Regions from separate parts of the Homo sapiens genome. Here region 2 is linked to region 1. Evidence: chromatin loops called from intact Hi-C (ENCODE). Cell type or tissue: CD4-positive, alpha-beta T cell. All regions are shown on one strand. Each heading gives the region's core, and the rest is flanking DNA. Links, peaks and the distances in the headings are about the cores only.

Evidence for each region. A loop is a pair of places that touch in the nucleus more often than their neighbours do. Peaks named below come from ENCODE experiments on the same cell type or tissue, not always from the same donor. Only the 100,000 strongest peaks of a DNase experiment are listed, where the experiment ranks them.
Region 2: it touches region 1 in a loop (7-fold over the local background); 4 of 110 quality-filtered maps call a loop at or near these places.

What each region holds. Positions count from the first base shown.
Region 1 is chr3:49,600,505-49,605,887 of GRCh38, forward strand. The region is part of intron 1 of BSN (bassoon presynaptic cytomatrix protein); the gene reads left to right. Among named protein-coding and RNA genes, the nearest start is that of BSN, 49 kb to the left of the region's middle. In CD4-positive, alpha-beta T cell, for the core only: no CTCF peak of the experiment used is centred there; a DNase peak (open chromatin) is centred at 2,767; H3K27ac peaks cover 1,538 bases.
Region 2 is chr3:49,546,212-49,551,594 of GRCh38, forward strand. BSN-DT (BSN divergent transcript) reads right to left here. Exons shown (of 3, transcript NR_038866.1): 3 at 3,095-5,231. Among named protein-coding and RNA genes, the nearest start is that of BSN-DT, 5.5 kb to the right of the region's middle. In CD4-positive, alpha-beta T cell, for the core only: no CTCF peak of the experiment used is centred there; no DNase peak of the experiment used is centred there; H3K27me3 peaks cover 190 bases.

The sequences.
Region 1 (5,383 bases), core at 322-5,321:
ATGCCTGTAATCCTAACACTTTGGGAGACTGAGGTGGAAGGATCTTCTGCTCAAGCCAAACTCCATGGCTGGAGCACAGGATTTTGGGACCAGCATAGGCAACACAGTAAGACCCTGTCTCCACAAAGGTAAAAATAAAAATAAAAAAAATTAGTCGGTTGTGGTGAAGCGTGCCTGTAATCTCAGCTGCTCTGTAGGCTGAGACAGGAGGATTGCTTGAGCCAGGGAGGTCGAGGCTCTAGTGAGCTGCAGTCATGTCACTGCACTCCAGTCTGGGTGGCAGAGCAAGACCCCATCTCTAAAAAATAAATAAGTAAATAAAGGTGGCAGAGGAACCCTTGAAGATTGCTGAGGTTTGTTAAGGAAATTCTTCTGGCTCCTGTGTATGGCATGCATGGAGGAGGGGAGCCTGTAGCCCTGGGAATGAGTGGAGGCTGTAGTCATAACCCAGAGGCCTCATCTTGGAGCCAGTGACAGAGGTGACTGAGACAGAAGAATGGCCCCCCAGGAATGAGGAAGGAGTAGGTGAGGAGCCATCCCCAAGGCTTAGTCAAGGCAGGGCAAGAAGCCCCAGTTTTTTATCCTTAGCTCCTGCGATATGGTCAGTGGCCAGTGGTAGATATCAGCTCTCTCAGAGAAACCCCTCTAGGGGAACAGACAGGAGAACTGGTTCTCCAAGAGGAAGGCAAGTAGGGAGTGCCCTGGGCTCCAGAGAAAGGCAGCTAGTGGCTTAGAAATATGGCCAGAAAAACTGGAGGGACAGAGTAAGTGGTCTGCAGTGCAGGTGGCAATCGTTAGAGCCACCTGGATGTCACATGTGAGACCTTCCCCTATAAGGTTGTGCAGGAGTTAAGGAGGTTCTTGTACTTCTGGGCGTGACAGCATCCCATGTGCTCAGCTCTCCCTTCCTTTCCAAGGTTTCATGGGGTGTACCAGTGCCTGGAAGACTGGAGAGACCTGAATAAGAGCATGGCTTCTTTGAGGTTCGTCTTCTGAGTATAGCACCTCCCTCCAGTGCCAGCTTGTGGCTCTGTGTCTTGGCCAAAAAGTTGAGGGTGAAGCCAAGTCTGGCAAATAGAGCCCAAGGCTTGGGTGGGAGGACCAGGAGCTGATTTCTCTGGAGGCCGTCATTCTTACTGAAGCTGCTCCATGGTGTCGCTTTCAGAGTGAAGGCTGATTTTGAGTGTAACCTGGTTTATATCCAGTCTCAGAATGACACCAGAACAGTTTTCCAGTTTTTGTATGTATCACTAGCATGGTTTGCTTCTGAAGTATTTATTCTTTTATTTTTCAAAAGGAGGTAGTTATTAGATTTCTGAAAACTGTAGGATTTGTTTAAATGAGTCACAGCATTTGGCTGAAATAGAGAGGACTCCATCTGTTGCTTTTGCGTGGTCCCCAGTTCTGTTCTATGACTGAGCTATAAGAGAAGCAGGAGAACTTGGTGTTCCCTGAGCTCACCATCACTGGCCCTGCCTGTCTGACACAAGCCTTGCCCTAGTAGAGATGTGGGAAAGTGGGCCCTGTTTCCTGAGAGCCTCTCTACTTGGGACCCCTTTAATTAGCCTACTGTGTTTGGGTGAGTTGGGGTAGGGGCTGGAGCCAAGGGCTCCTCATCCACTGAACTCCACCAGCTCTTTCCTTGGAGTGCCCTTGAGTTTGCCCCTTGGATCAGAAAGAGGAACATCCATTGCAGGGTGATTTCCTCAGGTCCTCTTGACCTGCTGTGCTCTGATGCTCTCCTCTGTGTCCCTGGGGCAGCAGGACAACTCATTCTGACTGAATTCGCCCCAGGGCAACTGGCAGTGCCTCAGGTCAGGAAGGGTCATGGAGCATGAAACAATACAAGGGAAAGGGCACCAGCTGGGGGAAGGAGAGACCTAGGTACCAATCCTTGCTCTGCCTTGCTCTGCCTTATATGTGTCACTTCCTCTCTTTAAATTTTTTTTTTTTTTTTTTTAGCCAGAGTCTCACTCTGTCTCCCAGGCTGGAGTGCAATGACACTGTCTTGGCTCACTGCAACCTCCGCCTCCTGGGTTCAAGTGATTCTCTTGCCTCAGCCTCATGAAAAGCTGGGATTACAGGCACACACCACCACGCCCAGCTAATTTTTGTATTTTTAGTAGAGATGGGGTTTCACCATGTTGGCCAGGCTGGTCTTGAACTTCTGACCTCAAGTGATCCATCCGCTTGGCCTCCCAAAGTGCTGGGATTACAGGCGTGAGCCACTGCAGCTGGCCCTCTCTTTAAATCTCAATTTCCTCGTCTAGACCTCCAGTGCAGTGCTGTTATGAGGATGATTAACTGATGGGTGTAAAATGTCTGTCGCATGCTAAGAAACGACCAGTTTCTGATCTTCTCCCATAGTCTGGCCTCCTCTCTTCTGCACACTCTGCCCCTTCTTCAGATCACGCTCATGGGCAGAGTGAAGGGAGAGGTGTGCTGTGAGTCAGGGCATGGCACGGAAGATGCTGACATCCCACGCAGCTCCCTGCAGTGTTGCTCCTGGCACTTCATGCTTGGCCAGCAGATTCAGCCTGACCCACTTGGCCATACCTGCCTCTCACTGGGCAGCTGGGGCCTGGTCTTCCACATCTGTGGCCAGGGCTGGGCCCCTCAAGTCATGCCCCTCCACTGCTGGCCCCTCAAGGACAACCAGCCTGGAAACTTGAGGGCCGCAGGTCCCACCCTGATGCCTTCCTGCTTTGCGCTAGGCCTGGGGAAAGCCTCTGAGCTGTCACAGGAAGTGTGCTTGCCTCTGTGACTCACCCACCTCTTGTTGGTGGTTGCTACCTGGCTACTGTGGAACCTAGGTAAACTGTTCCTCCTATGGGGCCAGTTGAAGTGGTGGTGAGCAGATGTCACCAGCCTTGCCCAATTCCTTCTTTGGTTCCTGACTTCTTAGGGTGTATCTTAGGAGTTGCCTGCTGAGGTTGCCACCCTAGGCAGTGTAGGCCTGTTAGATTATACCATGATTATTGAATGAGCAAATGACTGGAGCTTTGTCTAAGAGGGCCCTCATGTATGAGGAGTGCTGAGTAGACCCTATGGGTCAGGAAGAGGATGAAGGTCTGCAGGTTTGTGGGTGTGTTAGGTGAAGCCTACCTCATGGTAGGAACAAGGTGAGGATCTCTGCAGTCCATTAGAAGGGTTCTCTGATCTTACACGGGGATTCTCTCTTTCTCTGTGAATTCACATCATATAAAATTAACCAATTTAAAGTGAACAATCCAGTGGTATTTAATGCATTCACAATATTATGCAACCATCACCTCTATCTAGTTCCAAACCATTTTTGCCACCCCAAAAGAAAACCCCACACTCATTAAGCAGTTGCTCCCCATTTTCCCCTCCCCTTCTAACCACTAGTCTGCTTTCTGTCTCTATGGATTTATCTATTTTGGATAGTTCATATAAATGGAATCATAAAATAGGTATCCTTTTGTGCCTGGCTTCTCTTACTTGGCCTAATGTTTTTAAGGTTCATCCACATTGTAGTATGCATGTATCAGTACTTCATTGCTTTTGTTTTATCTTGTTTTGTTTTATTTATTGTGGTAAAATATATGTCACATAAAATGTACCTTTTTTTTTTCTTCTAAAGAGATGGGGTCTCACTATGTTACCCAGGTTGGCCTTCAACTCCTGGGCTCAAGTGATCCTCCTGCCTCAGCCTCCTGAGTAGCTGGGACTACAGGTACATGCCACTGTGCCCAGCTCAAAATGTGTCATTTTAACCATTTTTAGGTGTACAGTTCAGTGGTATTAGATACATTCACATTGTTGTTTAGCCATCACCACCATCCATCTCCAGAACTTTTTCATCATCCCAAACAGAAACTCTGTACCCATTGAACAGTAGTAACTCCCCATTTTCCCCCAGCTCATGATAACTACTGTTTTAGTTTCTATCTCTATGAATTTGACAATTCTAGGTACCTCGTGTAAGTGGAATTCTACAGTATTTGTCCTTTTGTGACTGGCAAATTTCACTTATCGTTTCTTGAAGGTTCATCCATATTGTAGCATGTATCAGAATTTCCTTCCTTTTAAGGGTCGAATAATACTCCATTGCATATATATAACACACTTTTTTTACCCATTCATCTATCAGTGGACATGGTTGCTTTCACCTTTTGGCTAGTGTGAATGATGCATAGATTCTTGAGTACTGCAACAGCCTGGTGGACAGCTGGAGCAGGGACATACATTTGAGCACTGGACAAGATGCTGAGGTTTCAGAATGGGTCCAGGAACACAGTCTGCTCCCATTTCCCAGGCCTCCCACACCTACATCCCCCACCCCTCCCCATATTTCCCCTGACTACACCCCTTCAGCCACACTGGCGTGCTTGCTGCTCCCTACCTGCAATCCACAACCCCGCCTCAAAGCCTAAGACCCTGTCATTTCTTCCTCTGGGATGTCCTTCCCAGGGCCTTGGCATGGCCTCTCCCAATATATTAATATTTGCAGGCTGGGCGCGGTAGCTCACGCCTGTAATCCCAGCACTTTGGGAGGCTGAGGTGGGCAGATCACCTGAGGTCAGGAGTTTGAGACCAGCTTGGCCAACATGGTGAAACCCCATCTCTACTAAAAATACAAAAATTAGCCAGACATGGTGGTGGGTGCCTGTAATCATAGCTACTTGGGAGGCTGAGGCAGGAGAATTGCTTGAACCTGGGAGGTGGAGGTTGCAGTGGAGACCATGCCATTGCACTCCAGCCTGGGCAACAAGAGCGAAACTCTGTCTCAAAAAAATATATATATACATATATATACATATATATTTTATATATTATATATTATATTATATATATATATTTATAAATATATATAATATATAAATATATATTTATAAATATATATTTAATATATAAATATATATTTTATATATTTATATAATTTATATTTTATATTTATATATAATATATATTATATATATTATATAATATATATTATATATAATATATATTATATAATATATATTATATATAATATATATTATATAATATATATATAATATATAATATATATTATATATATTTTATATAATATATATTATATATTATATATATTATATATTTATATATAATATATATTATATATTATATATAAATATAATATATATTACATATATGTAATATATATTATATATAATATATATTACATATATGTAATATATATTATATATAATATATATAAAATATATAACATATAAATGTATATAATATATAAATATATATAATATATAAATATATATAAAAATATATATAATATATAATATATAAATATATTTATATATATAAATATATTTTGTATAAATAGATATAAATATATATATTTATATATAATATATTTATATCTATTTATATATAGATATAA
Region 2 (5,383 bases), core at 153-5,152, 54 kb before region 1:
CTGCAAGAAGAATGCTTTTTCTTTCCTTTTTTTTTTTTTTTTTTTGAGACAAAGTTTTGCTCGTTGCCCAGGCTGGAGTGCAATGGCATGATCTCAGCTCACCGCAACCTCTGCCTCCTGGGTTCAAGCAATTCTCCTGCCTCAGCCTCCCAAGTAGCTGGGATTTCAGGCATGAGCCACCACGCTGGGCTAATTTTGTATTTTTAGTAGAGATGGGGTTTCTCCATGTTGGTCAGGCTGGTCTCAAACTCCCGACCTCAGGTGATCTGCCTGCCTCGGCCTCCCAAAATGCTGGGATTACAGGCGTGAGCCACCGCGCCCAGCCAAGAATGCTGTTTCTTTACAAACAAATCTAGATTGGTAAAAGAAGGAATATCCAAACTTAGAAAGATTGCAGAACGTCTACGCAAACAACCCGCCAATGACTTTTTCAGTTCTTTCCTCCCTTGGGTACTCCCTTTCATCAGTCCTTTCATTGTTTTTACCCTGCTTGATAAATTGTTGTCTTTTTGTTTTTTTTTTTGAGATGGAGTCTTGCTCTGTCCCCCAGGCTGGAGTGCAGTGGCCCGATCTTGGCTCACTGCAAGCTCTGTCTCCCAGGTTCACGCCATTCTCCTGCCTCAGCCTCCCAAGTAGCTGGGACTACAGGCACCTGCCACCATGCCCGGCTAGTTATTTGTATTTTTAGTAGAGATGGGGTTTCTCCGTGTTAGCCAGGATGGTCTCGATCTCCTGACCTCGTGATCCACCCGCCTCGGCCTCCCAAAGTGCTGGGATTACAGGCATGAGCCACTGCGCCCGGCCACTAAATTGTTTTCAAAAGTTCATTTTAGAAAGAGTTACTTCAATTGCTCAGGCCACCACAATGGGACATATAAAGGTGGCATTCCTGCCACAGAAAGAGTGAATGACTTCATCACCAGAGGAAGGCTACCTCCCCCCACACCATCACCCCTAAACCAGCAGGAAGCAGTCAGAACGAGTAGCTACCCCTCTGCTAAAAACCCTATCCAAAGAGATAATTAAAACAAAGAGGGGGAGAATATGAGGACTAACAATAGTTATGCCATTTTACAACCTTGGCTACTGTGTTCTCAGAAACAAAGCAAATGTCAACCCTGCCTATAGCTTCAACAGAGCATAACAGCCCTAACTACATCTACCCCCAGCTGGAAAAGTCCGCAACAGTCCCAGCCAGCCAGCACTTCCCCAACCCCTCCCCAGTAGAAACTTTATTATAAAAGCCTCAGCTTGTAATCGATCAGGGTCTCAGGCAGACTCCTGACTGGGACGCCTCGCAGGCTTATTCCTGTAAATAAACCTGTTTGGCTGTTGAGTTTCCTCCTGTCTCTTGCTCTCTTCCTATGCATCTTCCTAACAGTTTCCTGGGGGATGCTGAAGATGTGTATTCCTGGACTTCTTTGAGGAGCACATGGTATGCTTGGGGCAGGGGGTAACTCTGCCTTCCTGTGTCCAAAGTAATGATTAGAATGCATATGAGAGGCTGAAAAGGTACTGAGTGTGACCCCAGTGGCTCTGACTCAGCAATCACTGTGCCCCAAACCCTGCCCTGGGTTCAGGCAGCACATGAGCTTACTCCTGGAACTCCATCCTCCTCAGAGAGGCTCATGATCATGCAGGGCTAGGAGACGAATGTGCCAACCCTGTGAGCCCCAAGAAGATCCCTGGAGCAGAGCTGGAGATGGAAGGTGGGCCTGGTTGGAATCTCAGCTGAATATGTGACCTTTCTTGTTCTCTTGGTAGCAGATGATGTCCCTTGCCCAGCCTTAAAAGGAATTTTCAGTCTGTACTGTCAGCTCATTGTCAGAAAGACTGCCTTCTCAGAAAGCTGATGTCCATGCCAGGCCTTCCAGCTGGAGGGGTTTTTTAATACATACATAGCTGTGGTAACCCAGATGTGGCTACCTGACTGATACCTGCTACCACCCAGCCCAGAACCTGGAGGAGCCAAGAGGGGTTCTCCTCAGACAACCCTGATGCCTGAGTATGATTTTAGTGCTCATGGCCTGGCCTGGTGATGCTGTGACTACACCCACCACTATAGGGCAGGGTAGTGGTCCTGTACTGAGGGCCAGAAGTCAAGCTCTCCAGGTTCAGGGCCTGGTTTGAGCAGCAGACAGGCAAAGACCAGACTTCGAGATCACAAGCTCAGTGAGGGCAGAAGAGTTTAGCAGTCTTGGTTTCTGCTGTATCCTGTGGGCCTGGCACAGTGCTGTCCTCATCCTAGAGCTCAAAAAGTGCCAATTTTTTGTTTGTGAGACAGAGTCTCACTCTATTGCCCAAGCTGGAGTGCAGTGGCACGATCTCAGCTCGCTGCAACCTCTGCCTGCCAGTCTCAAGTGATCCTCCCGCCTCAGCCTCCTGAGTAGCTGTGACTACAGGCTTATGCCACCACACCTGGCTAATTTTGTATTTTTTGTAGAGATGGGTTTCACTATGTTGTTAGGCTGGTCTTGAACTCCTGGGCTCAAGCCATTTGCCCACCTCAGCCTCCCAAATTACTGGAATTACAGGCATGAGCCACCGTGTCTGGCACTATGGACCTTTCTCCTTGCCACAAGGCTCTTGCTTCACTATCAGGGACTCATTCCCTACCCCATTCTATCTTTCCTGGAAGGCAGAAGCTTTTCCAGTGGCTTCTGGGAGCTCCCTGGGCACTTGGTAAAGATGATAGAACAAACAAGCCCCTACTACAATCCATTCTGATTAGGACAGAGATAGAGCTCAGTGGAGAGAGTGGCTATGTCCCGTGGCCTGAGATTCCTGATGGTAAAGGGTGATTCTCAGAAGTGTCCTTGGGTTTGCAGTAGAAGAGCCACAGAGGAGTCGGGAGGTAAGGACCTCTCTGAGAGACTTCCCTAAAGACATGCAGAACTGAGTCTGATGGAGGGGCTGAGCAAGCTGCTCTTTCCCATGAGCAGTCAGAGTCATGCCTGAACCACTGTTGGCTGGGGTAGGACATGTGGGCTGGTCAGGAGAGGGCATAAGTGCATGACTTTCCACCCGGGCCTGTTCTCCCCCAATCTATGAAACAGACATGGGTGGGGGACATGATCACAATAGAGATTCTGGTGACATTTTCTGTAGTTTATTGGAAATAATTTGTGTGCCTATCACTCTCTTCCTGCAAACAGAACTCCTCAAGGGCAGGTCTCACAGTCTTCTCCAGGCCTGGCACTGAGTAGGAGTCAGGTATGCACTGGCCAAAGGAGGATGACTGCCTGCATGCATGAGATAGGCAAAGCCAGCCCAGAGGCTTGTCTAGGGGAACACAAAGGAACAAGGGATGCAGGATGTTTTTTTCTTTTTTTTTTGAGATGGAGTCTTGCTCTGACGCCCAGGGTACAGTGCAGTGGTGTGATCTCGGCTCATTGCAACCTCCGCCTCCCGGTTTCAAGCGATTCTCCTGCCTCAGCTTCCTGAGTAGCTGGGAGTACAGGCGCCCGCCACCATGCCTGGCTAATTTTTGTATTTTTAGTAGAGACGGGGTTTCATCATCTTGGCAAGGCTGGTCTCGAACTCCTGACCTCGTGATCCGGCTGCCTTGGCCTCCCGAAGTGCTGGGATTACAGGCGTGAGCCACCACACTCGCCTGGGATGCAGTATGTTTTGACTTGGATGCTTATGACTTGGAGGAACCATGTCTTCATTATTTTTTCTTGTCATAACAAGCCTTCAGAATCATGTAACTCTAATAGCAATGGGCCTTAATTAGCTTTCTTGGGAGCAATGCATGGGCAGTGGGGTTAGGCTGGTGGCAAACATTTCTGACAATTTTTTACCGCCTTTTTTTCATATAATGCAAGCAAAGAGTTGCCAGTTGCAACAGCAAAGGAATTATGTAGGCAAGGCATCAAGCAAATTCTGTACCTTCCAGCCTTATTCCTTTCTCCTGCTTTACCAAGGGCCATGGCCAGCTTAAGACCTCAGTATACAATTGAGGTTGTCCAGGCCAGCCCAGGTAGGCTGCTGAGCAGAACGAAGATACAATCACTTGTTTGTAGCCTCATGCCAGCTTAAGGCTCGCTTAGGGAACCACCTTATTCTCTATGTTAGTGGGCAGTGCCAACAAATCTCAGCCAGGAAAGAAAGCCTCTGTTTCTTTGGGCTTCCTTCCTTCCTCTTCAGTTCTGTTTCTCTCTCCCAAAGAAGGAGTGGGGCAGGAAGCCAATTTCCTGAGTTGCTTTTCATTGGGAAGTGAGACAGGCCTCAGCAGCACTTTAGCAAAAAGAAGGGTGCAGAGTTCAAGGAGCCTTGTAGGCAGGAGACAGGTCTCTCAGCCTCTCTGGAATAGTCCAAAGTCCATGGCATTATATCCTCTAGATACAGCCTGTCCTGTGTCATCCTTCTCTATTGTCTTCCTCCTCTGATCTCTCTAATGCCTACTCTTGCCTGCAAAGTTTGCCATTCTTCTTCACCCCCATAGACATCTTCATCTTTGGATCTCGTGCCTCCCCACGGAGGCTGCCATGCTGAAAGGATCAGCCCAGGGTAAACTGGACTTATGGGGAAGCAGGGAAGAGTCTGAGCTCTACCCCTTCTCCCTTTCTTGGGGATGACCGGCATGATGCTTTGCCTACGGCACAACTACACCTCTGGGTGTAGTTCCTGAGGTCCTGTCATCTCTTCATTCTTCCACGATTTGCCTTCTGGTGACTAATCATTTCTACTAATCCCAGCAGTGAGTTGGCTCTGATTGGGCCTTTTCCCACATGGATTTTTTTGTTTAGTTTTGTTTTTTTGAGACAGGGTCTTGCTCTGTCACCCAGGTGGGAGTGCAGTGGCACCATCACAGCTCACTGCAGCTTCAACCTCCCAGGCTCAGGTGATCCTCCCACCTCAGCCTCCCGAGTAGCTGGGACTACAGGTGCATGCCACCACACCCAGCTAGTTTTTGTATTTAGTAGAGAAAGGGTTTCGCCATGTTGCCCAGGCTGGTCTTAAACTGCTGAGCTCAAGCAATCCACCTGCCTTGGCCTCCCAAACTGTTGGGATTACAGGAGTGAGCCACTGTGCATGGCCCTGGATGGCTTTTTGTTGTTGTTGCTGTTTTTTCTGATTCCATTTTCCCTCTGGTCTTCTACAAGTGTCTGAGAACATAGGCTGGAGAAGCAAGCTGGCACATGTCTGTTGGTTCCATTTAGGCATGTGGATTGATTGTCCTCTCATCTGGCCATCTCCAAAATGGCTGCCATGTGTCACATGTTATGCTGAAGTGGGAAGAAGATATTTCAGCAAGTGAAGCTTAGGGGACTGGGAAACTCCTGCAGGGTCTCTAGGTCTATCCTGTCCCTGGTGGGGCAGCAGTTGGACCCAGGAGGACATGATACTTGACACACCACACAGCTGGCTTGCATAAACT